Regions from separate parts of the Mus musculus genome. Here region 2 is linked to region 1. A link is a loop called in an ENCODE intact Hi-C map of the cell type or tissue named here. Cell type or tissue: heart. All regions are shown on one strand.

The links. A loop is a pair of places that touch in the nucleus more often than their neighbours do. Peaks named below come from ENCODE experiments on the same cell type or tissue, not always from the same donor. Only the 100,000 strongest peaks of a DNase experiment are listed, where the experiment ranks them.
Region 2: it touches region 1 in a loop (2.1-fold over the local background); 4 of 42 quality-filtered maps call a loop at or near these places.

The regions. Positions count from the first base shown.
Region 1 is chr2:128,339,017-128,341,516 of GRCm38, reverse strand. The region is part of intron 1 of Morrbid (myeloid RNA regulator of BCL2L11 induced cell death); the gene reads left to right. Among named protein-coding and RNA genes, the nearest start is that of Gm14010, 82 kb to the left of the region's middle. In heart, a CTCF peak has its summit at 1,443; DNase peaks (open chromatin) are centred at 1,246, 1,386 and 2,216; H3K27ac peaks cover 1,697 bases.
Region 2 is chr2:128,283,804-128,286,303 of GRCm38, reverse strand. No RefSeq gene overlaps it. Among named protein-coding and RNA genes, the nearest start is that of Gm14009, 120 kb to the right of the region's middle. In heart, a CTCF peak has its summit at 1,262; DNase peaks (open chromatin) are centred at 763 and 1,303; H3K27ac peaks cover 324 bases.

The DNA.
Region 1 (2,500 bases):
ACAGACACACACACACACACAGACACACACACACACAGAGTCCTCTCAGTTTTCTCTCTAGGTTCCTGCCTTGGCTTCCCTTAATGATGGACTATAAACTATAAGCCAAACAAACTCTTTCCTGTCCAAACTGTTTTATCAGGGCAGTGGAAGGCAAAGCAGAATACTGGGGAACACACTTCCCACAGTGACTTTTTCTTTCCACTTAGGTTTGAGGAGCTACAGACCCACAGGTGAAAGGGATGACTTGCATGGGGTCTCTCCTTGACTCGGCCTTGGGTCGCTCTGAGCCAGAGGCTGGCTGGGCTCCCATCACGGCAGAGCCCACTGAGAACTAAGGACACTAGGTGCCCACTCCACTACTGAGCTCCAGCTGAGAGGAGTCTTTACTGGGTTTTTAATTTAAAATGTTTTATGTGTGTGCATATCTTGCCTGCATGTATGTCTGGGTACCACATGCATCTCTGGTGCCTGCAGAGGCCAGAAAATGCCATTGGCTCCTCTGGAACTGGAATTCCCAAAGTCATGAGGAGCCACGTGGATGCTGGGAATTGAACCTGGGTCTTCTGGATCATCCAGTGTTCTTGACTGCTAAGTCCTTCCTCTAGCCCCTAGGGCAACGCTCTTAAGGAGAGTAGGTGACACCAGATGATGAAGGCTGGTGACTGTCACGTACACCCAGGTCTGAGGATCCTGGACCACCCAGCCTGGCCTGGCATATGTCTGTTCAGATGGTAGGCCATATTCTCTGAGGCAAAGAGAAACCTTGCTAGGCATCTTCCTTCTTCACTGTACAATGAGGTCTGTGTTCTCCCTGCCCAGCCCACCTAGAGTCAGGAGAAACTCAAATAGTATAGGATAGGATAGCTTTGTAAAGACCCTACTCCGCAGCAGTATGGGGGGGGTGATTCTTAGGTCATTGTGAGACTTTCCCCGGGGAGCACTGGCGGGACTCTCTCCTCTCTCCTCTCTGTCTGCTCAAGGGACAGGGTCTAATCTCTCCTGTTTAACACATACCTGACCATCTCATAGCTGGCTTTACATGCAGGGGCCACTTAGCCTGCCCAGCTGCTCAAAGGAGAAGCCAAAATCCACCTAGAGTTTCGATCCAGCAGTCCTGTTTGGCTCCAGTTGGAAGACTTGGAGAATCCGGCTTCTGGGACTGGGTTCGAGCCAGGTGACCCAGCCCGAGGGAGCCGGAGAGGGTTCCAGGCACACACCTGCCACTCGGGTTTCCACCCCGCAGCGTCTCTTTCCTGGCTTGTGCTTTTCAAGTGCCTCCGTCCTGCAAGATTGACAGCTCACTTTTGATTGGAATCAGAGTGTAGGAAGCGGTCTTTTCAAATTTCCTGTGCAACCCAGCCTGCCAAAAGTCCTGCCACTGGCTGTTTTATTTACCCTGGCCACCAGGCCTCTTGCTCGCTGCACCCTAAGAAAACAGATTGCTGTCGGGAGAAAAGTCCATGCGTGTTTCCTTTCTGGAGGCTGATCAAGTTCTGAAAGAAGGGTTTCCTGCAGTCCATTACACCATTTTGGTTTGTTTTATCCCGTCTCCACCTGCAGAGCAGGGAATTAGCCTGCAGCCCAGGGCTGGGCCAGCAGATGACTACAGGGAAAGGAGAGCTCGTGGGCGTGGAGCTTTCCACAACACACCGTGGCCTTGTTCTCTTTAGCTAGGCATTGTGTGCTGAGGCCCAAGCCCAAATCTGAATAGGATTCTGTGTAACTTGATCTGTTTTCTTTCTTTCCTGTATTCCTGTGAGCCAAATTTAACTTCACTCCAATCTGTGGCCTGTACATATAATGTTCTGCCGGAGGGTGGGGGTGGGCTGGGAGATGTGGGAGAGGGTGTATATGCTTGCGGTTTTTTTTTTCCTATCTTCCCCTTTCTACATTTTTTTTTTCTTTTGCTTGCCTGCGTTGCTCACCCACTGCTCACCCTTGGCCGGGTATAACTTAATATGGCTGTCTTGTCTGCAGCCATTAACCCTTTAGGGAAAGTGAGTGGGTTTTTTTTTTTTTTTCAGTCTCTCCTTAGCAAACCACAAAGTTTCCCAACCCCCACTCCCAGCGCCCCGTTGAGAAGCCTTGGCATTGCTTGAGTTAACAGTTGGCCTCCAGGAAACATGAACTTCCCTAGAAGTGCTTGTGCAGCAATTAATAGGCCTTCACTCAGATATGTAAAAATAGCCCCATGCTTGGAAACCCGCAGTTGAAAGACTCGGCTCCTAGGAGTCACCTGACTAGTGTTGGGTACCTCCTCTTTAAAAGGCTTGTGTCCTAAACGTCCCAGAAATATCCCAACATCGATGTGGGAAGGTTGCCAGGGCAGACAGAAATCCAATGTTCAATTAAAAGCTCCTCCAGCTGTGGCTAGGTCAGGCTTTGGCAGAGGCCAACAGCCTTGGGGTTCATGGGTGTGCCCTGCTGTTAACATGGAGGTGGGGATGGGGGTGCTGTCTGCTCCTCCTTTCTACTTAAGCAGCACCCCCTGCTTTTC
Region 2 (2,500 bases), 55 kb after region 1:
GTGTACATGAGAAAGATTGTTTGAGCCTTCCAAGTCTTAACACAATGCAGATTTGTTTCAAATGAGATGGGAGTTTGGACTGAGTCTCCTCAGGAAATAGAAAGCGGGACACGCTTAGTTGAGCTTGTGTGGCAGCACACTCCTTTATCCTAGTGTTCAGGGGACAGAAGCAGTCAGGTTCTCTGTGAGTTCTGGGCCAGCCTGGTCTACACAGAGTGTTCCAGGGCAGCCTGGTCTACACAGAGTGTTCCAGGGCAGCCAAAAATTATGATATGCCACAATCTACCCCATAACATGTTCAAATGTTACGTGTTAATCAAAATAAACTTAAGAAGTTTTTGAAGTAGAGGAGCCAAGCTTCCTGATATCTTCTTCATGTGTTTTACTTGTGTATCGAATTACCACACAACGCTCCGTTAAAGTCATAGCAACAGAAATGGGAGAAGACATGCTAATCCTAAGAATAAAGTAGTTATTTCTAAACCATCCAGTGTGACGGGAAGTTGTATCAGGCACCAGATTGTGCTGGCAAAGACAGAGGGACATGAGCTGGGTGCCTGTGCCAGTGTGGACAGTAATCCCTCGGGGAGATGAGGAGCCCGGGAAAGGCTCCCAGCAAGAGCCGATGAATGATGAATACCAAGTAGTGGGAGAAGGTGGGGCCCTGGTGCCAATCAAGTGTTTAGCCCACGCTGCCACGCGATACGTGGCCTTCCACAGCCTAGCGCCACATTGTTTCCTCTATTGGATTAGCTCCATGGATGTAAATTCATTCTTCTCCATTGGGGACCACAGCAGACCTCGAGACATGCCACAGAAGCGTTTGTGTCCACACACTTCGTGGGACCACGGGTGGAGGATGGTGCCTGCCCGTGGGTTTTCAGTGACTGTTTGTAGGAGAAATTGGTCTCATTATTTCCAGTTCTGTTCAGAGCAACTCAGCTTCTGCCCCACCATGAGGATCCCAGTCTACCGTGTCTTCCCTCATGGGCACTGTGGAGAGACTATTATAAATACCTCATCAGAGAATCTGCATGTGTAGAGGGGCCAACTCCCTCAAGCATATTGGTCCTCAACACTGTACTCTGCGGTGGTGGGCCTTGGGATATCTGTGTGTGGATCCCCCTGGTCCCTACCTTCCTGGCTTGAGAGATGAGGCTGGGTGACTAGCCAGTGTGGGAGGGAGATGGAGATGGCAGGCTTCTCAGGGCGCTGGACTTAGTAGGTCCCCTGGGGCCTCAGAGTCTGAAGCCCTCTGCAGGAGTCTATGTTCTGGCAAGCTGGGCTGCCTCTTGGCGCCATTCCCAGATGTGGAGTAATGAGGTCATCAGCGGGAGGCTGGGGCCAGCCTCTGATGGGCTGTGTCATTGTAGCTTTTCCTGGGGCTCTGGCTGAGGGGGCCATATTGCCCTTCCCTCTCACAGCTGGACTTGTGTTTGCTGCTCGCTCAAAACAAGCCTGTCGTGTTCAAAAATCCTGAATACGAAGTAAACTTATAAAGACACATGAAAGGGGGGGAAGGGCGGTGATGAGGGAAGGAGGGAGGAAAGAAGACAACGTGTGAGTATGGTTGTAGATGAACAAGGCACCATTCTCATGAATGAAGACGTTACATCTCTCTAGCTACCAGGACATGCAAGGGTCTGTCCTGCTGTGGTTTATTCACCTGCTTACGTATCTTTTGTACAGCCTTCCGTATCACGTTGTTCTCTGAGCGTGTGAGTAGCTCTCCTTTGTCCTCCCACTAGGCCTTGAACCACCTGTCTGGAGATGCTTTGCTATCTCTAGAATAGAAGGGCACATAAAGGGGGAAAGCAAGGCCAAGCTGGTGCTGCCAAGGAAGCTACAGATGTGCACGGTAGAATGGCCTAACGGAGAGGGAGGGAGGGGGATGGGAGAGGGAGGGGGAGGGAGAGGGACTCACATTCCTGAATTAAGCCCCGGTTTTTAGATTGGTTATTGTAATAAGCACCAGGCAGATACGATTGTATAAGGCCTGTTCTCTGGGAGAGCCCTTGCCCAAACTCCTACTGCTTGTCCTTCCGTCCATTCCTCAAGTCCTATCGCCTGGGGCCACTGTCACCAGGCAGCTTTCCCCAGCCTCCGCCCTCCCTACCTGTTGAGTTGAAGACAGGGATGGCTGCTTGGCTGAGAATCTAGACTCTAGCTCCATCAGGCATTCTCACTGAGCAGCTGCTGCTGCTGGGGTTGGGTTTCTTTAAGAGGCCACCTGTGCCCTTTGACACAGACCATTCAATCCTCTAGATGCAGGAGCCCAGGGGATGGCCCACTTCAAAGCCTGAGCTTGGCCATCATAGTCCTGAACTGCTTCTTGGCTCTATCCTTCCAAATAGAATAAATGCATCCTCTCCCACTCCCCTCTCTCTCCCTCTCCCTCTCCCCTCCCCCTCCCTCCCTCTCCGTTAGGCCATCCTACTGTGCACATCTGTAGCTTCCTTGGCAGCACCAGCTTGGCCTTGCTTTCCCCCTATATGTGCCC